Linked DNA regions of Homo sapiens: all the other regions are linked to region 3. Evidence: read pairs that join two places in POLR2A ChIA-PET (ENCODE). Cell type or tissue: HCT116. All regions are shown on one strand. Each heading gives the region's core, and the rest is flanking DNA. Links, peaks and the distances in the headings are about the cores only.

Region 1 (5,358 bases), core at 250-5,249, 58 kb before region 3:
TTTTTCATTCTTGATCAACACTTAACATAAGAGCCTCCCTGAAGCAAAAGGAAGTAACTAGAAGAGACAATATGCTGAATGATCAGGATGTGGGGCCTAAATCTTGGCTTATACCCAGCTGGTGTACTTGACCACCAACTTTATGTAAGTTTAGGGATTTCAAAATCCCCCATGTCTCCAGATCTTTTGAACACTGATTTGCCATGATCTTTGGTCATTATCAGTTTAGACAGATAGGGGCCTTGTCTTTAGCTGGCCACTGTTAAAACACCATAGTCAAGGATGATGATTATTAGAATAACTACTTATCAACTAAAGCTCCAAGAACATGAGCATTTTACTGTGCAGGGAGAAAACAGGGAGTAAGAAAAGAGTGTCCAGAGTGAGATCTGTATCTGGGCAGAACACAGGAGGACATGATACTAGAGAGGTCTAGAATTTGGCAATGTATGGGAACTTGGAAGGCTTTATTTATTTCCTTATGTGTCCATCAATGGGGAAACTACACGAAGGATGAAAATGATAAGAGGTAGACTCTGCTTTTAAAGTACTTCTAGTCTAGCTGGGGAAATTAATCCCACACAACCTAGGTAGAACACTGTATGTAATTGTGTTTGTGGTATAGACATAACTATACATATTAACAAGGCTATTGACTTTATACAGGACTATTAAGACTTCAAAGAAGGGAGACATTCTTAACTCGGGATTATTGACAGCTTTCTCTGGAAATGGCAATGAAAAATTAGAGGAGAAAGGAGAGTGGTCAAAGAAAGGAACAGCAATGTACGCTCTGCCAATACAGGGGTTGTGTGGGAGCAGTTACCAAAAGATGAGGCAAAACAGTTTCCAGTACAATTTGGCTTTGAGCTGGGGACACCTTAGAAGGGAGACCTGGAGTTTGTGTGTGGCCATGACTCATACAAAACTCTGTCATTCAATTCCTATATTTGTAAAAACAAATTAAATGGAATTTGCTTGTTACTCTCCTAATTTGTGATGTGTTTGGCTCCATTAGGTTATAGCAGGCATTACCTGAAAGCATCTATTATATGGCAATTTTGGCATGGTATTAAGGACTGAATTAATAGAACCCTATAAGCCCTATTTTTGCCCTGTAGATGATTATAATATTGTAACCAGATATACTAAGGAAACACTGATAATGGGAATATCATTAGCACATTCTTTGTAAGATGACTGGAAATGAGTGGCCTGTGCTGTAATACTCTGCTTTCAGTTACTCTGTCCTTGTTCCTCAGCCTTCTCTTCTCTAAGTTCTAATTTCTTCTCAAACTTGCTAGGTAAATCTTGGCAGAAAGTTTAGCAAGCTATATCTAGGAGATAGTAAAAGAATCACATTTCAGGATGTGGGAAATCCTGCATTTGGCCTTTCTGGATCTTGAAGAGATACTGCTTTAAGGATTGAAGGCCAGCTCTCCTCTTGGAAAAATTTTGCAGATAATTGCCAATGATATGTACATTACAACAGGATCAGAGTTTTCAAAGTGAATCCAATTGGTGAGAAGGAATATTTCAACAGAATAAGAACTAAAGAATTTAGTGAATTTAGACCCACTCCTAATACTTCAAATAGCAGCTTTATTTTTCCCTCAGAGAAGTCATTGCCAAAATGGACATACAGAAAAACCAGCGGTTAATTAAAAAAACCCATTAGCTTGAATCATGAAGAAATAATGATAAGAACCAGGGCTGGTTCCTCTCAATTTTGACCTTTTGTTTTACTGTTCAATGTAGAATTTTTGATAATGTTTGGATTCAGTACAGTGAAGATTTATCTTGTGTAGTGAACTCTATAAAGAACAGACTTGACTTGGAAATAACTTACTGGCTTAAAAAGAGTCACTTAACAATTTCTTTGGCAGTAAATAAGGCATAATGCTATTGCTTATGGTTTTTGTTAGCTGGGTTTTTTTCCTGGTGAAAAGAGATGTTGAATAAGAATTTCTTTCTTACAAAAGCTTTGGTATTATTAACATAATTGACTAGGATTTGAAATTCTATGAAAACAAATGCCCTTTCACCAGTTCTTGTTTTGAATATGTGTATTCATTTAGTGCTTACTTGAGGATTTAGGATCTTGTTCACTATTGTTCTTTAGGATAACTTTGAAGAAAATATTGTTGTATGAAACCATGGATGGTATTAACAAAGCTAATATCCCGGATGTTTTATGAATACTTTTATGGATCCTGATATTTTATGAATACACAAGCTTCATTGAAAATATTTTTTCCATTTTATTTTCTTAAGTAGAATTTTCTATATTGAAAAGTATAAGACTAAAAAGATCAGAGTGCCATAACAAGGGAGAAGGATGACCATATAAAGTGTGGGAAGAGGTTCAGTAGGTATTTTCTCTAGACATTAAGGAGATAATGTGCTAGACAGTTCCTGGAACATAGTCAGAGCTTTGATGTATTGTTTTTGGTTGATTGATATACTAAGGAAATGGTTGCCCTTCACTGTCAGAAGTGAACATAGGATGTGAAAAGTAAATAAAGCCTGAAAGGGCAGCTTATACTGTATCATTTTAAATTCTTTCTGTCTCTGGGCACCACACTTCCCCACAGCTTGTTTTATAAAGGCCTATAGTATGGCAAAGATTCAGGAGGAATGAATAATAGGGCCTCTGAGCAGGGGAAAAGAGAAAAGAAAGATCTGAAATGAAGGTGGGGCTCTGAGTTAGAAGCAAAAGTATACTTTCGAGGAAGGTGGTATAATCTCTGATTTAAGAAATCTGTAGTACTAAAGGGGGAAAAATATATCAGAGAAGTAGAACTGGAAAATGGGGCTTTGGATCCAAATTGTACACATCATTGGCTTCTCCAGTATCAGCTATGTGTTCCCAGCTCATGGCAGGGAAGAGCCCTGAGGGATTCTCGTCATTACTTCCTCACCTTGGGGTAGCTTGAACTCTGAGGAGGTAAAGCAGGGACTGTTTCCTGATACTGTATATCCCTAAACTCTTTGATCGCTTTTTTTTTTCAGTCCCCTGATGGGGTAATTAGTAATAGTAATTCCTAGCTACCCCAGAACTAGGAACAAAGCCTAATTCCTTTTGGAAAAAAAGATTCTAATGCCAGCCTCATAATTAATGGAATATCTAAAATGTGGGCTAATGGCCTCTGTGTGTTTCAATTTCCTCTTTTAATAAACAATCTCTACTGATATCCTGTGTTAAGATTAAAGATATACAACACTTTTAGAGGAATAAGGCATAAGATTTGTATCTGAGTTAGTAGTACACTTTATTTTGTGCTTAGCATGGGAAGAGCCTCAGACAAGGTACCTGTGTGGAATTCTGATGCATCTGCCGTTAGAAATCTTTAGGATTTGTTCTTGTATTTGTTTGTGGGAGGGTGTTGAGGAGGGGCAGATAGTGCAGGAAATAGAAAAGGGACCAAATAAAGTGAAATGGCTATGAAGAAGACCAAAGGGTACCCTTCTTATGTGATTCACTTAAACTTCACCTAGGAATGTGCTTTTGTTTTCTACATTGAAATAAAACAGATGTTTAAAGGGATTCTTTCTTATAGCATGGTTATTTATGTCAGTGTTACTTCTTTTATTTACCTACAAACTCCTTGAGGACAGAAGCCATGTCTCATATTTTCTACTCTTACAAGATATATCATAGAGACATTCACTCATAAAGAGTCCATAAACATCTAGTGTGTGAATATGATCTGCTTATTTTGCCAGTTGCTATATGGAAATAAATCTCTAGTCACATGCTATGTAATGATAGTGGTGGGCACAGATAATAAAAAGGGACTGGATAAATGGGTCAGCAGACTGTGGTTTCCATTTCCAAAAAGTGCTTTAAATGGTCAAGGAAAATTTATTTATTTATTTACTGAGACGGAGTCTCACTCTGTCACCCAGCCTGGGGTATAGTGTTGCCACCTCAGCTCACTGCAACATTTGTCTCCAGGGTTCATGGGATTCTCCTGCCTTAGGCTCCCAAATAGCTGGGATTACAGATGTGTACAACCACGCCTAGCTAATTTTTGTATTTTTATTGGAGACGGGTTTTCACCATGTTGGCCAGGCTGGTCTCGAACTCCTGACCTCAGGTGATCCACCCACCTCGGCCTCCCAAAGTGCTGGAATTACAGGCATGAGCGACCGTGCCCTGCTGGTAAGGGAAAAATTTTAAGAACTGCTAAAGATTCATCATTTATATATGGTCATCATTCAAATTTCTGTGCTTTTTTGCTTGTTTTTAATTAGGGCCCGCTATCATTCCCAAAATATATGTTCCTCAACAACTGACTCTATCTTTCATCATCTTTAGGACAAAGAATACCAGCTCTCTTTAAAGTAGTGCTTTGAAATATAGTTTGGGAGGTAAATATAGATGTAAAATTGTATCTCCTAGCTCAAAGAGAACTGTTGAAAGAAAGGTAGCTGCTTTGTTTTTCTAGAATGTCAGTGTCACTATTTTTACAGCTCCTTTTGAGAAACACTAATTTGTGAAAGGAAAGCATCTCAGAAGTTAAAGTTGATGGTTTAAATTCTTATGCCTGTTGTGTTCTGAGGAACATAATTAATGGGAAGATAACAAGAGGCTGAATACAGCCTTGTTAAACTTATTCACAGAGCCAGTGAAATGATTCTGAATTGAACTTTCAAAGTCTGAAAGAAGAAAGTGTAGTATGCTTTAGACAGAAAGCCACAGGGTGATTGGGAAAATGCGAGATATGAGCAGGTGTTATGGTAGCATTCTAGTGAAGTTTCCAAACTGTCAGAATAAGCAAGGTCCCTTCCCACACTGATAAACACATACTTGTAGATGGCATTCCACTCTTTGAGGCAGACTTAAATAGTATGTTCGTTTATTAGTGTCTGGAAAGGGATGCCAGTGAAAAACTTGCAAATTTGGTCCATTTCAAGAAATCAAACCTAAACTTGTTGCTGTCAATCATTTTTTGATAGATTTAATAAGGAAACCACTTTGTGGGCAGACTTAAGACATGGAAACTGTCATTTGCACTATGGAGAAGTTTCAAGAAAAAAAAGCAGCTATGGTTAAAAATCAAGAAAGAACTGCCAACTTCAGGACCTAGATTTCTTTATACCTGTATAACTTACTTTTGAGTTTTTTGAGGGGAGGCGGAATTTGGGATTTTATCTTTCTCTTGTTATCATTGGTCCTTCCATGTCACCCCATTGCTGCTAGGAAAATTACATGGTCAGGCTGAGTGTAGTGGCTTACCCCTGTAATCCCAGCACTTCGGAAGGCTGAAAAGTGGGAGGATTGCTTGAGCCCTTGAGTTTGAGACCAGCCTGGGCAACATAAGGAGAACCCTCTCTCTACAAAAAATTTAACAA
Region 2 (5,358 bases), core at 66-5,065, 86 kb before region 3:
AGAGATTCCTGAAAATATGGGTTTCCATCTATATCTTCAAGATTTTAAAAGCTCACCAAAGTCAATTCTCCCAGAGCAAAATGAGGTATAAACTGCCCACTACCCCTCTCGGCTTGTCAGTTTTCAATCTTCAAAATTATTGGAATCAAATATCCACTATACATAATTAAATATGTGTACTACTAAAGACATTAGTATTTATTACTAACATGAATAATATCTGTCCTGTCTGTATCATGCACCACTGTGAGGCCTGAAAAAAAGGGGATGTAGTGCAAGAGTAACACAGTAGCACTAGTAATACCATCAAGCAGGGATAGCCCAAGCGCAGTACTGTTACACACATGGTTTTGAAAAGCAGGTTGCAAACCATAAAATGATCCAAAGGTTAGGTAATTCTGTCACCTTTCCCTTCCTTACTGAGGCTAGCTGTTCTGGTGAACATATTTGGATTCAATTCAATGTTTTATTGAGTGTCTTCTAAGTACAAGTTAGTATGATAGGTGGTGAAACTCAAACTATCCCCTTGGCTCAAAGCAACATTTTCAATGTTACTGCTCAGCCGCACTTATACACAGCCTGGAAAACCTGTAAGAGCTCTGCTGCTGCTGAAGACCAAGGATTTCTTTTGTTTTTCTCCATTTTCCTTAGTCATTTTACATGAACAGGGAGAAAGAATGTTAGGATCTTCCTTCATCTAACAAATGAATCATTTTGTTTTGTTAGCATGAATACTATCTGGAACATACAGCTATAATGGTAAAGACTGAATTCTAGAGTCAGCAGACCTGTTTTCAACTCTTAACAGTTGAGTTATTTAACATCATCAATTCAATTCAGACTTTGATCGTATGTCAAATTGGATTGAGGATAGGATCTATCTCATGGGAAGGCTGTGAAGATTAAGGGGGATAACAAATATGAAGTATGTAGCGCAGTAAGGACTCAAATATTAATCATTTTAAATTAGTAATTGTATTATTTCTAAACTGGGTGCTTGCTAAAGAAGATACACAGATTGTAAAATGAGATCTCCATTGTCAAGTATAGAATCCTTCTACATGGAATAAGCTGTACACCAATAATGTCATTTACCCTAAGAGACATATAGAAACTCTTTGTTATCCAGAATGCCATCTATGCAAAATATATTTAAGAGATGGGAAGTGAAAAATGAATCAATGCAGCTAAACTAGGTACCAGACAGTACATATATACCTTGTACAAGTGATGGGTCCAAAATAGTAGATGACTAATTGCCAACAGTAGATTTTTGTTGTAGTTACCTACAAGAGTAATCATGATTCTTCTCATGTGGCACTATTATTATTGATCTTTCACAGAAAGAGTCATGTTATCCATGCTCATGTGCAATGGACAAAGCTTTTCCAACTTCGTCCTGTTCTAGATGTTACATGCCAGAAGTTCACTCCTGCAATCAGCAAGTGGGACACAGGTAGAGAAAGACAGAGATTTCAAAGCCACACAGACAGAGCAGTCATTCCCAGACAGTCACTAACTCCACACCCACATTCAGTAGAGAGCACTGAAGGAAAGCCTTATCTGCACTTTCGAAGCTGATACGACAGATTTTAAGGTCTATCACTGAGCATCTGTGGACTCAGAGATAGAGAATGTCCTGAAAAATAGTAATAAGGTCCATGATAGAAGGAAATAACATGAGCTAAAATACACATAAAGGATTTAGAAGAGTTCTGCGAATGTGGAAAGTCCTTAAGAAAAGTGAGCTTTTATTATTATTTTTTGTAGGAAAAAAGCGACTTGGACCCACAAAACAGCAACAATGGAAACTGGACAGCTGAAAAATATGTAGAACCATTGGCAACTTAGAAATTTAGACCCCCAAATCACCAAAGAATATTTTATTTTTTCAACAGAACAAATTCCTTAGTAGATAGGGGCACTTGTAATACACTTGAAGACTTTCTTGTGGTTGATTTCATGTGTGGGTTAACTCTAAAGTAATCTGCATATACAGATTATTCCTTAGTTTTAAATTTGTCATCTTTATAAAGTTCCAACCTAAAACCCTTCCAGGTATTATTACACCCGAGAGTATACGGATCTACCTTAGCTGTTAAAGTCTGAGGGCCCACCCAGAGCGGGCAGATCAGATAAGCACGTCACCCCACAGGAAGCTGCTTTCAGTTGTTTGCTGGGGCATGCCTTGGTATCAGTCACAGATGTTACTCAAAGATGAGACCCCTTCAGCCCTTATTCAAAGCCCTTTTACTCTTCTTTGTTCCAATTCTGTAATAAACATTTATCGAATTTTAGATACTGACAAGGCCAGGAATATATGTCTGGCCAGCCACAGCCAGGTAAACATCATACGCAAACTAAAAGACAAATGCAGTCAGGGGAGCTGTGAACACGTTCAAGCCCCTGAACTATGACCTGTGCTTTGAGTTCTGTGTGAGACTGAAAAAGACAAACAGAAGAGTTGCCTGTTAGAGATAGTTTTGTTTTTCTGGTTTTAAAGATATAATCCTTAGATTTGTAAATCATTCTTGGTAAGGGGGAGACACTGCTTTCCAGTTGTCTACCATTTCACTTACCTGAACTTTTTGAATGCACAGTCCTATACATTCTTTGTCAGTACATTGATTTTAAAGTCGTTTTATAAAAGTTAATGACTCACGGGGCCATCTGTGCAACTTAAACACAATGGCAACCTATGCAGGTGGTTGCTGTGTGTCATATACTGTGCCTGCTGTGTATATTTCTTCTAATTAGTCATACATCCTGAATCAGTTAAGGATGACTGTGGTGAGAAATACAAATCATACCAGGACTGCTTTTAGCCTGACCTATGGTGAACTTGAATGAGTAAAGTACTCCCTGGAGAGAAAATTGCTCACTGTATAGGTAGGCGTACTCCTTTCTTTCAAGGCAACAGGATACATTTAACAACAAGGAAAAAGGAGTTTATCAAATATATCCTGAGTAAGACCCTTTGGTGGCGGGTTGTTTTTCAGGCTCAATTTCTTGGCTTCTCAGATCTATCCTTTAGAAAAAAAAAAAAAGAGTAGTCCAAAAGCTGAAATTCATCAAGAAACATATCCTGTTCATGAAGGAGTCCTAGTGGAGGATGGAAACAACTTTAATTTAGGTTCTAGTAAGCAGTCTGGGATGATTTTCAGATAAACCATGAAGCCATCAACTTGTATTTAATTTGCTGTCATAAAATTTAATTACTCTCAAGCAAAACAAGTTCTAATTAGATGTGATATGAAAAAATTAAAACACAGCATATTAACAAGTGAAACTGATCTCTAGATAATAAAAGTGAGAGAAAGTACATATTGAACTTAAGGAGTGGTCTGGAAAGAGTACCAACAACTAAACGAGGAAAATTTAGTGTGGTCGTGGTAGGAGGAAAGGTAGCCAAAGGAAAGAATCCTGTGTTAATGAGCCTCTGGTCAGTGACTGAGACTGTAGAAAAGAGTAAAAAATAAAATGAAAAAAGTCAAAGGAATTCTAGGTTGTCTGCACTCACCTCATTATACAACAGATGAAGAAACTGAGGCCTCTCATGGCAAAGTGACTTGTTCAAGGACACAAAGCAAGACAATGTTATTACTAAGGCATATGTGTGTCCTCTTCTTCATTGTTAGGTAATGTATGCTAAAGTATAGTGGGCACTGTCTTCATATTTGGATGTGAAGAGAGGCAGTTTCTAGTAGTATTTAAGATGATAGGTAGACTACCAATAAAATAATTTGCTAAATATACATGATACTCATTTAAAATAGATTCCTTCTACCAGTAATGTCACAACTGGTAGTGTATGGAGGGTTTTGTCCATGTAATCCAAATTTGTGGCAAATTTTAGAAATTTTTCTTGGGAAAGGATATTTAATAAGAAAGTGATACAAACTTGAAATATAGCTTTAACAATCAATAAATTATCTAAGTACTTTTAAATGGACTGGAAGACCGAAGAAGATGTACAGATGGCAAACAAGTGTATGAAAAGGTGATCAACATCATTTGTCACTGGGAAATTAAAAATTAAAACAACAATGAGATTATACTACACACCTATTAGAGTGGCTAAAATTCCAAAAACAGATAATATCAATTGCTGGTGAGGATGTGGAAAAAGGAACTCTCATTGATTGCTGGCAGAAATGCAAAATAGTCTAGCCATTTTGGAAAGCAGTTTGGCAGTTTGCAGGAAGCTAAACATAGTCCTAACATATGATCTAGCAATTGTTCTAGGTGTTTACCCAACTGAATTGAAAACTTATGTCTACCCCCAAATCGCCATGCAAATGTTTAGAGCAGCTTCATTCATAATTGTCCCAAACTGGAAGCAACCAAGATGTTCTTCACCAGGTGAATGAATGAAAAAAAAAAAAAAAAAACTATGGTACATCCATACAATGGAGTACTATTCAGTAATAAAAAGGAAATGAGCCATCAAGGAATGAAAAGACATGGATGAATTTTAAATGCATATTGCTATGTCAAAGAAGTCTGTCTGAAAGGCTATATGCAGTATGATTCCAATTATATGACATTCTGGAAAAGACAAAACTACAGAGATGGAAGCAATTAGTGATTGCCAGAGGTTTGGTGTGGGAGAAGGGGAGCACAGAACAAGTGCGGCTCAGGAGAAGTTTTAGAGCAATGAAGCTATTCTGTATGGTATAACTGTGGATAAGTGTCACTATGTATTTGTCAAAATCCATAGAAATGTACAATAGAGAGAGGAGAGCTTAATGTATACAAATTAAAGAAAAATCATTTATGAGGTTGGGAGAATCCCAAGATGAAATGTCCAACATGACAAAGATTGTAACTGTATTACAAATGTGTGAAACAACCTCACTGTAGGTTTTATAGGGGAAGGTTACTGACCTAAGTAACTGGAAATGAGTGAGGCCTGTATGACTAAAAAAGATGGCAAAAGAAATTATACATAAGCACTATATACTCATTAATGAAGTTGTTTCCCACAGGGATAAAAGTTTTAATACCATTATACACATATACTAAAATTGAACAATTAAATAAATGGATGATGAGTATTAGATGTCAGATATCTCACTTTTGGAAAGAGAGGTTACAGATAAACAAGGGGACGAGGCCAGAATAACCCACGTGGTAACGGATTAGTCAGAAGCATCAGTATGAATTCATGTTTAGCTTCATATAGCTAAAACATGGTCACATATGGAAATATTTAGAGATATGTGCATATGTATAGGCTAGTATTCACACAGATATCTTGCTGATCTGTCAGCTGAGAGGCCCAAGAAGCAATGACAGTTTAGTAGCATGGACACTAAGCATCGAGTTCTTGGGTTCCCATACCATTCTGCAATAAAA
Region 3 (5,358 bases), core at 150-5,149:
TCTGTATAAGCCTATAAGCTTAGACCATTTTCCCCACTGACCATGAGAAGTCACTTCGTGTAAAACTTCCTCTGTTCTAGAATCACTGTGGTTATACCAATGGTAGAATTTTAAGAGTATTCACAAACCTGGTTTGGGCTTCTGGTAAATCTCTGGACGCGAATAGAAAATGTCAACTTCTATTGCTTCCAGGGCCACACAGACTGTAAAATTATCTAAAAATTTTCCATTGTTTATCTTATTTTCTTTTGCCTGAGATTACTTTGTTCTTTTGGGATACTAAGAGGCAAAACTATAAACTTATATGGATAAAAGATTACATTCTAACTTTTACTCATAACTCAAGAAACACCAGGTAGAAGTTACTGAATTACTGCTTTTCATGATGGTGGTGTTATAAATATAGCCCTCTTAATTCTTAAAACAAGTGGCTACTGTCAAAAAAGCCTTTTATCATATCATTAATTTTAATATTGGATAATCTCTGTGGTAAGGCTTAATTGTTAAGTGCTTTGACAATTAAGAAAGTATCTGCCCCACCTTTACATCTTTTATATCATATCCTCATTTGTCCTATAGTAACAATAATATTTTCTGAACTACAATAGATCTTAGAAATCATCAAATCCAGCCAAACCATACAGATGAATACATCAACATGTTATGTATTTTGCAAAAATAATCTTTATGAAGTGCTACACAAAGACATAAAATTATGAATTCTTAAAACATAGATGCATTTTATATTGAAGAACCTACACAGAGATTTTTTGAAAATACAAACTATAATTTCTAAGTTGACACTTAGGGACGAACAATATGTTATCATCCTGCTCAATGACAGAGATGATAAAACTCTGTCAGTTAGTACACTTTGGGCTATAAGTAACAGAAAATGCAGAGAGAACTTGCTTAACAGCAAGGAAAATTTGCCCAATATTAATTAAAATGTTTGGAATTAGGACAGTTCCAGATTTGGCTCATACAGCAGCTCAATTACTTCTTCATTGAGCCAGAGTCTTTCTTTCTCTTTTTTCATCCGCACCAACTGGAATTGCCGGATTAAATACATACATCACTGAAATCTGAATTTTGGAAAAACAATGCATAATTTTAAGGTGCATCCCATGCAATACTATTTGTTATCTAAAACTGGTATTTAACTGGATGCCCTGCATTTCTGTTTTCCAAATGTGGGAACCTTGTCAGCATATTGGTTTATCTTCTTAGGCCAGCCTCTCTCATGGCCACGAGATGGCTGCCATAGCTCTTAGTGTTATGTGAAGATGCCAATATCCACTGGCATAAAAGTGATTCTTTTGGTAAAGAAGAAGGTGGAGGAATGGTGGTTTGATAGCTAACCAACAATATAAATCACCAAGGCAAATCTGATTTTTTGTTGATTAAAACATAGTTTCTGCCAATATTAAGTACTTAGTTCTGTAACAGGATATAATTTACCCTGCCTTCTGATTTAAGGACAGAAAGTTATCGACTGTAGTATTTATGTAGAAGTTTCTGGCCCTTATTTTTCTTCTGTGAAAATGTATATTTTGTTTTGAGACTCTTTGTTAGATCTGGGAAATCCCCTATCACTGAATCTGAAATAATTTTCATTGAGACTGAAATGAGGGAAGGAGACGGCTCATTTGCAGTTTCCCCTTTTCCACAATATTCCCGGGGCACATAGTAAGCAGTTCTCCATGTTCATCATTCTTTTCTCCTCCCTTATATGTTAGTTGTTCACATTACCCCTAGCCAAATTCCATCTTAATTTTCCATGTTCCCTTCCTCCTTCCACTAATCCTCCTTTTAAAATGTGTCTTTATCTTCAGGCCCCTATTTATACTTAAGTGATAATGATTTTAAATGGGCTGAACTAATCTGTGTTAATATTACTATATTAATATTACTGTGTTAATATTTACTTTGTTAATGTGTTGGACCTCTGGGGTAATTTAAGCCTTTTATCATTTCAAAAGTTCAACCCCGTTAAAAAGCTCTTCAGGAATGCTGCCAGTTTGGGCACCTTAGTGGCACAGCACTTTTGGCTTCCCCATCAAGCTCAGAGAGGTAGGTGACTAAAAGAAAGAGAGGCCTGTATGACTGCTCTCTGCAGTCTGTTCATCATGGCTGTCTGGTCTCTGTACTTACTTTATCTTAGATTATTCTCTCATCAGACTCACACTGCAATCCACTGGTCTCTGAAGTCCTTTTCTCCACCCCTTCCTGTCTCATCCTGAGTGATTCATCTGTGACTTCAGTATTTATAGGGATGCCCCACCCAGCACCCTAGACTCATAATTTCTTGACCTCCTCTTCTACAGAGGCTTTTAATGCCTTTGGACGTCAGTGTTCTCCCAGTGCCACACCCCAGTGCTACCTAGTCATCCAGTAATTCTTCACCTCCTACAATTACACTTCAAAATCCTGTGTTGCAATCTAAGCTCCTGCCCCTTTCAACGATCTTACTGCCCCTTACTTCTATCAGGCTAGCCCACTGACCTCATAAGGAATTTAAAACCTTAGGAAAATAGCAAAGAACCAAGTATTTGAGCGCCTCTACAAACCCACTTGCTTCACTCCTGCCTTCTCTCTTCCAAGCAGTCTGCACTCTGTGGATTATCTCAACAACTAAGCCCTCATTTTCCTCCATATCTCGAACTTCTATCACATTCAACCTCTGAACTCCTATCCTGGATGAATCTTAAAACATTGGTCTTTTGAAATTCAACACCTATGTACCTAAATCTGCTTAATAAACTCATATCATTGACATGTGGGCCTTTTAGAATGTTGAACAATTAGGAGGCAGCATTGCAAAGTGGTTCAGAGCATGAAGCTCAGTTCCTGGCTCCTCCACTAGCTGAGTGCCTTTGGGAAAATAGCATGACCACTTTGTGCCTGATTTTCTTCTTCTGCAAAAAGAATAATTGAACATATCTCACAGGTATGTTACTGTGAGCAAACGAGTTAATCTTTACAAGGTGCTTAACTGTTGAATAAATGAATATTTTACTGCTTCCTTGTAGTTTTATTTCCATTTTGAATAATAGCTATTCAAAATCTTTACCCTTTTAAGTTATCCAAACAGCTCAGGCTCCATCACTTCAGCAGATTATCTGGCCTAGTTCTTAGAATACATATAGGACATTAGGTGTGAATGCATTTAAATTATCTCCCCCTGAAAATTTAAGCACATTGGTGCATTTATATCTCCTTTCCATCTAAAAAAAGACCTTCTAAAGTTAATTTTTTTCTTCTTCTCCTCAAGATCTTATCTTTTCAAATATCTAACCTGTCTTTATTTGTTCCTGTCTTTAGCTAATAAACATATGTTATTCCCATGTATCCCTGACAAAAAATAATAAAAAATCCTTTTTCAATCATACATTTCTTTTAGCTATTTTCCTATTTCCATCCTTCCTTTTATTGTGCATATGTGTTTGTGTATGTATGTGTATATATGTGTTTGTGTATGTATGTGTGTATGTGTATATATGTGTATGTGTGTATATATGTATATATGTGTATATATGTATGTATATGTGTGTATATATGCATATATGTATATATGTGTATATATGTGTATGTGTATATATGTATATATGTGTATATATGTGTATGTGTATATATGTATGTGTATATATGATATATATGTGTGTATGTGTATATATGTATATGTATATATGTGTGTATATGTATATATGTGTGTGTATGTGTATATATGTTTGTGTATGTATGTGTGTATACACGTACGCACATATATATTATACATATGCCTGTCTACATTTGCTGTTTCTATCTTACCTCCCTCATTACTGCATTAATGAGAAATTATAAGTAAGAATGTCTAACACTACAATTAACTGGTAATTAACTCAGAAGGGTCAAAACTTCAGAATTTTGCTTTTTCTCAGGCTTAGCCAAGTATAGACATCTGTGATTTTGAATAGCCATATATTTGTATAATGGCTTTCCGGCTCTTTTGTTCTGTTAGCCAATTCATTGTTTTATTTTGAATACCCCTGCTATTTCCTATTTCTCTCTCTTAAAAGGAACCAGCCCACAGATTCCCACTCTAATCAAGGTGTCCTTCTTCATGATTTCACCACATTTATTGCCAAAGTCAGCAATAAACATCTATATTGCCAAATCCAGAGGTTAATTCTCAGTGTTCATTTTAACTTCTCAGGAAGATGGTGGTGTTGATCATTTCCTTCTCTTTAAAACCCTTTTTTACAGTCATCTTCTGGACAACACTTTCTCTTCGTTCTCTTCCTACCTCACTAGTTGATTTTTCTCAGCCTCCTTTGCTGGGATCTTCTCATTTATCTGCCTCTAAATTGTGGAATACCCAAGACACTATCCTTGGACATCTCCTCTTTTCATTCTTCACCAACCCCTCCCTGGTGGCCCCAACTAGTTTTCAGCTTTAGATACCATCTATATGCTTATGACTCCTTAATTTATATTCCAGTCCAAAATTTTCCTCGCAACTCTGTATCTGTATCCTTCTGCCCATTCAGTATCACTACTTGAATGCCTAACAGGCTTTTCAAACTTAACATAGTCAACAAACTTTTGTTTCCCTGAAAACTGCTCCACTGGAAGTCTTAACCATCTCAGTCTTCTTACTCCAGTCTTCTAGTTGCACATCTCAAAAAAAAATTCTTTCTGTATTCCTTTCTTTCTTTGACATACCACCTCACATGAATAAACAAATCCTATTGACTTTATCTTCATAATCCTCATCAGTTATCATTTCCATAGCTCCCACTCTGGTACAATCCTAGATTATTTCATAATCCTCTTGTTTTTTTTCTCTACCTCTATCTCAACCCCATTAGTTTATTTTACACATAGTATTTAGTCTTTTAAAACATAAGTCAGCCCATGGCATCCCTTTGCTAAGCATCGCAAATGATCTCTGTTCTTTCAAGTGGTTCTCCTCTGCCTCGCTTACTTCCTACCACTCTCTCCTCACCCAGAAGAGTGTATGAACTTAAGAGAGAGCTCTTCTCAGAACAATAAAGCTGGTAGAAGAATAAAAGCCAATGAAGGAGACTCAGAAGTAGGAGAATCCTAAAATGTAAGGTCAAGAAAGAAATTAGATGAGGAGTCAATCCTACCAAAAGCTATGAGAATACTATAAAATGAGAGCTGAAAAGTATCCACTGGATTTGGTGTTTTAGAGGTCATTGATGATTATTGCCTCAGTAGGTTTGGAATAGCTTACTTGGAAAATAGGAATAGGGCTGACCAAGAACATATAAAAACATGGCTGTCTGGTATTAATGGTTCAAAACACACACACACACACACACACACACACACACACACACACACAATCTCTCT
Region 4 (5,358 bases), core at 72-5,071, 92 kb before region 3:
ATTTTTTCACTTATGAAATTTTTCCTTTCTACTCCCACTGTAGTAAGTTGAATAGTGCCCTTCCCAAAATTTATGTCACTTGGAACTTTAAAATATGACCTTATTTAGAAAGAGACTTTGCAGAGGTAACTAGTTAAAGATGTCAAGATAGAATCATCCTAGGTTTAGGGTGGGCCCTAAGTCCAATGACTGGTGTCCTTATAAGAAGAGTAAAGGAAACAGAGACACAGGGAGGAATGCTGTGTGAAGATTGAGGCAGAGATTAGAGTTATACAGCTGCAAGCCTAGGAAGGCCTGGGGCCACCTCCTGTGCTGGAAAGGTCAAGGAACCTTTCTTCCCTACAGACTTCAAAGGGAACTCACCCTGCTGACACCTTGGTTTCAGTATTCTGGCCTCCAGAACTATGAGAGAATAAATTTCTGTTGTTTTAAGACAAGAAGTCTGTGATAATTTGTTATGGCAGCCCTGGGAAACTAATACACCCACTAAATAAATGTTGAACAAATGGTTTGCTATTGTCTGGGTTTTGGTCCAACCCTGTTCTCTGGTTTCTGGCAAGTGCAATAGGGAATAAGTCGTGCACTTTTCATTAGGAAACACTAGCAGAAAGGAGGTTTGGATGCAAAACGGATTTCAGAATTAGACATATTGAGTTTCAGTTGTCTGTGCCATATGTAAGTGGAGATGTTGAAGTGTCAATCAGATGTATCATTATGGATTTCAGAGTCCAGGTTTGGGCTGGGTATATATGTTGAAATTTATCTGCATACAAATGGTACATGAAACACAGAAGTGGTTAAGAGTGCCTAGGAAGTGAGTGAGAAAAGATGAGCACTTCAAACAGTTCCCCAAGGTGTCCCATCATTCAAAATGGACTAGAGGAGAAAGAGATACTAAAGGAGACTGGGAGGGAAAAATAGAGAAGACAGAGAAAAGCCAGGAAAGGAAGTGGCATATCAGCCAGAGAAGGGGGCTATTTCAAGAAGAAGAGAACATTCCCCATTTTGAATGCTGAGAAGATGTCAGATAAGATCCAGATTGAAACTGGCCATTGGTGTTAGCAACACAAAGGTCACTGGTGACTTAAACAAGAGTAGTTTAGGCAGAGTGGTATTCAGATTGAAGTAGGTTAAGAAGTATATACATATTTGAAATATTTTAATACATTTTGTAAAAGGAAGAAAGAAATTCAAGATAGCAAGCCTTGCAAAGTTTGGCTGTGAAGGAGAGCAGGACAGGAGGGTTGTGTGTGTGTTAAGATGAAAAAGACTTAGGCAAGTTTAAATGCTGTTGAAAGGGAATGTTAAGGGGGAGAGTTAATGAGAGGAAATGAGTTTGAGGATACAGTGAGGGGGAGAGTAGAGATAATAGTGCAAAGTCTATATAGAAGGTGATCACAGATGGGATTCACAAGACACATGGAGGAATTTGGGCTTAGATAGGAGGGGGAATCCTTTCCTCCCCTGTAACAGCAGGGAAGTTAAAGAGAGGTGAGAGTAGCTGTGGACAAGCAGGTCACAGACTTTTTTTGATGGGAGGCCAAGGCTATGTTATCATCTAACGTGTATATTTTCCCAGAATATTAAAAGGCTATACATTTACTTTCTTCTAGTTCATATTGTACACTATGCTGAGATTCCCTTCTCTGCCTATAATTAATTCAAATCAGTGATATGTTAGGGTAGTGACTTCTCTAAAACTTCAGGCCATATAACTAGGTATATTGTGTCAGGGCGCTATGCTATTCTTATAAAATAAAGAGTTCTACAATTACATTTGGTCATTAATATCACCAGAAAATCTCACACATATCCATAGAATGAAATGTTTTGCTACCTTCCCAAGAGAGAATAATTGTGTTTTCAAAAAGGAAAAAAATATGGTATATTCATGAAAAGAATTGTTTTGAGGATTTGTTGACTTAACCAAATTTTTAAAAATGTAAGCAGTCTTATAATAGCATAATTGTTTTATGATTATTCCCAAAGTAAACTGAGTAAATATTGGAATGTGGGGCTGTTCATACATTTACACACAGTGTAAAGCAAGTATAATGATAGATACAGAGATAAGTGATTAGGTAGGTGGGTAGGTAGTGAAACTCCTTAACATCTATCCTACTGCTCCTGTTACCAGGCACATGATTAAGCTATAGCAGCTGGCTGTTGATTTAACCTTTGAGTTTTCTGGCTCCCGGCATGTAAGAATCCTAACATTATGCCTGAGCAACACTGAATAATAAGCCAGATACTGCTTTGAAAATGTGTGTGGTCCCACACATATAATTTTTTTTGATGAGCTGTTTTTCTTTTAACCTTAATCCTTTTAGTTTGTTATGAAATTCCTTATGGCATAATCACCCCCAGGAATGGCAAGGATAGAGCCTTTTCCCTCGCAACCCTCCCACCCCACCCATTTTCTTTGACGTGACAATTATTGTCTGATAATGATGTGGTAGAAACAGCAGCATGCTTGAGAATCAAGATTTAACTACGAATGAATGTCAATTCACTACTTTAACCTAGTACTTTCATTTTGATCCTGTACATGTTAGCCTTCTGATCTATGGTTCATAAGCTGTTCTATTTGAGTGTATTACTGGGAGGCAGGTGTTCTATTTGAGTGTATTACCGGCAATTACTTCCCATCATTGAAGTTAAGTAAATTTTGCCACACTTTATCTTTTGTTTTATAAATCACAGCAGGTACCATAATTCATTTCAGTAATTTATTCATAGGACAATTATATAGTTATTAATGGAATAGTAATGGAGTAAAGGTTTTCTTTTAAAACCCAAGTACTGTACCTTTAAAAATATCCTAGACTTTATCAGTCTTCTGATAACAAAATACTAATAACTTTTCATTTACATTTTAAAAGGAAACACTATATCTGTATATACTTTTTCAGTTTCTAAATTTTAGTTGTGGACTTGTAATTCCAAGTTATAAAACTGTCATTTAGAGAATATTGGGTTTTATTATTGAAATGGGAAGGTTAAAAAATGGTGATACAGAGAACATTATACATTTAAATTTTCAGGATTGGCAAATTGGGTTCATATAGGCCCCTAAAAATGTTTGTGGAAACCAACAAACAAACTGGAATAAGAGTTCAGAGAACAAGGGTCTAAGGTTATATACAACTGACTGCAAGATCTTCAGCAAATCATTCAATGTCTCTAAGCTCCTCTTTCCTGGATCATAAAAGAAGTGTATCAGACTAGACATTCGTTCTAATACTCTTTTTAGCTCTAACATTTTCAGGACAACCACACTTTATGGGTCAGAGAGTAATAACTATAAATAATGATTTATTTCTTCCAGAAAAAACATGCTCAATAAATTACTGTATTACAAAACACAGGAGGAGCCTAGCCTAATAAAAAGGACATGGAATGAGTCAGACTGAGGCTGAAATCCTAGCTTCACCATTACTGGCCTTAAGCAGTTCTGCCAGTTTCCTCACCCCTCCAGGTAGAATGCTATCTCTGCTTTATTGTTTTTATCATGGAGGATTGCTATGAAGATAAAGGTGTCAAGCACAATTTAGGTGCTCAATAGGTTATGTATGTTCTTGACTCCTTTTAAAATTTCATTGAAAATGCAAAGTATATGTGTAGTAGATGTCTAGGGGTATAAGATTAGTCACACAGTATAAGAAAGAAGCATTAAAAATGGCCAGAAAAATTCCCAAGTCACGAGATTGAGGCAAGGAGTTTCTAAATAAGGTCAGTAACTGCATACTGGGGAAGTGGGATAATGATGTTAACTCAAAGTAGAACTCCATTATAGTTAGCATTAAGAAATACACCAATGTAGGAAATAAGGCAAAGGGAATAGAAAGACTATTAAAAAATAAAAAATAAAAAAAACCATCCTCAACAAGCAGGAAGTCAATTAACTCAACAGCAAAAATCAGCCAGGTAGGAAGGTTTGTGAAGGGAAATCAGTGGAATGAGAATTTTTTCGTGTGTCCAGGCATGAGCAAGGTGCTGGGCTGAATTCTCATTAACAGACCTGACCTAAACTTTCTTGACCTCCTCTGGCTGCTTTTCTCAGTACATTTTTGACACAGAAGTGCACTGGACTAGAAATCGGAATGCTCACTCTGCTGTGCTGTGGAAATGTGATTGTAAATGAGTCTCATTACCTTGAAGCCTGTTTTCTCCTACCTAGAGAATGCATTGTAAGGAAAGAATGATGCAATATAAGCTGCTCCTAGGTCATCCATATTCCAAAGGTGCAACCCTTAATTTTCAAATCATAATTTTGGAGTGAACCTTCCAATGGTCTATTTGCTTGAAATAAGCTCCTCTCAAAGTTTTACCCCAGCTATTTCTGAGAGTTCCTCAGGGATCTCGTGATCTCTGATAGAATCCTTACAGTTTCTTCTGATCTCTTTCTTCCATTTCCCTGTTGATTCTGTTGTTGCTCACACTTTTGAGGTAATCATTTGGGAAAACGGTACCCTACAGGCATTCCTGCTCTCAGAACTGGGCAAAGGTGCTTGCTTCAACCTTCCTCCAGCCATGCTGCTCTCCATGGGGTGTGAAATCCATTGGGTTTACTTCCCCTTTTCTAGACCATGCTCTAGGTACCAAGGACTCAAGACTCTTCTGCTTAGAAGGACTTCTAAGGCCCTTCATTCTGAGGCTAACACATGCCAGTGTGCAACTCTGGGGGCTCAAAGTGCAGCAAAAGGTGACTGTTTTCTGTGGGAGTGTGTGTGGAGCTTGGAAGCATGACCTGGGATATCCACACATGGTGAGCAAGGCCCTTCCTCATATGAGACAGAGAGAGTGAGCATGGAAAAAGAAGGCTGTGGGTGTCGGCAGGAGAGAGAGGAGGGGGTGGAGAATTCTAAATTTCAACTGTCCTTCAAGTCATTATGAAGAGAGATTTGTCAAGGTAGAGGATGAGACATATTCCAGGAAATTAGGTAGCTTGATTTATAACATTTAAATATTTGGACATAGGTATGCAAGTCTCCTCTGTGCTCCTGCCCAGGCCTGTGGATGCTGGGGTAGACCTGTCTGAGGTGAAGTGATCACCACTGATACCTCTTCAGCACTAGGGAGGGCTCTAATTCCTCTTAGCGCAGGTGACACCAGTCTGTGAGTTTAACAAGATCTCCTTGAAGGCCTGGAAATAATATAAGTCTAATACAAAGTAACCAACAGCTATTATCAGTGGTGGTTACTTAGGATTCACAGACCCAACTGGACTGCAGAGTTCCTTACACACTCCCACAGCTTCTGGGATCATGGAGACCAGCTCAAACCCACAAATGGGAGTCTCCAGACACCTCCAAACACTAGTCTAGGCCTGTTTATTGTGGTTCCTGTTGTTTTAAA

What was found. Peaks named below come from ENCODE experiments on the same cell type or tissue, not always from the same donor. Only the 100,000 strongest peaks of a DNase experiment are listed, where the experiment ranks them.
Region 1: POLR2A ChIA-PET joins it to region 3 with 10 read pairs; 4 of 35 experiments call an interaction of 5 or more read pairs at or near these places.
Region 2: POLR2A ChIA-PET joins it to region 3 with 13 read pairs; 5 of 35 experiments call an interaction of 5 or more read pairs at or near these places.
Region 4: POLR2A ChIA-PET joins it to region 3 with 14 read pairs; 5 of 35 experiments call an interaction of 5 or more read pairs at or near these places.

Annotation. Positions count from the first base shown.
Region 1 is chr2:181,816,503-181,821,860 of GRCh38, forward strand. No RefSeq gene overlaps it. Among named protein-coding and RNA genes, the nearest start is that of ITPRID2, 73 kb to the right of the region's middle. In HCT116, for the core only: no CTCF peak of the experiment used is centred there; no DNase peak of the experiment used is centred there; H3K27ac peaks cover 3,634 bases.
Region 2 is chr2:181,788,703-181,794,060 of GRCh38, forward strand. No RefSeq gene overlaps it. Among named protein-coding and RNA genes, the nearest start is that of ITPRID2, 100 kb to the right of the region's middle. RefSeq lists an enhancer at 2,021-3,220. In HCT116, for the core only: no CTCF peak of the experiment used is centred there; DNase peaks (open chromatin) are centred at 2,169, 2,389 and 2,799; H3K4me3 peaks cover 1,043 bases; H3K27ac peaks cover 5,000 bases.
Region 3 is chr2:181,874,538-181,879,895 of GRCh38, forward strand. No RefSeq gene overlaps it. Among named protein-coding and RNA genes, the nearest start is that of ITPRID2, 15 kb to the right of the region's middle. RefSeq lists enhancers at 1,366-2,565, 1,999-2,585. In HCT116, for the core only: a CTCF peak has its summit at 2,907; DNase peaks (open chromatin) are centred at 2,314 and 2,803; H3K4me3 peaks cover 1,265 bases; H3K27ac peaks cover 3,438 bases.
Region 4 is chr2:181,782,502-181,787,859 of GRCh38, forward strand. No RefSeq gene overlaps it. Among named protein-coding and RNA genes, the nearest start is that of NEUROD1, 100 kb to the left of the region's middle. In HCT116, for the core only: no CTCF peak of the experiment used is centred there; DNase peaks (open chromatin) are centred at 294, 2,270 and 3,410; H3K4me3 peaks cover 604 bases; H3K27ac peaks cover 5,000 bases.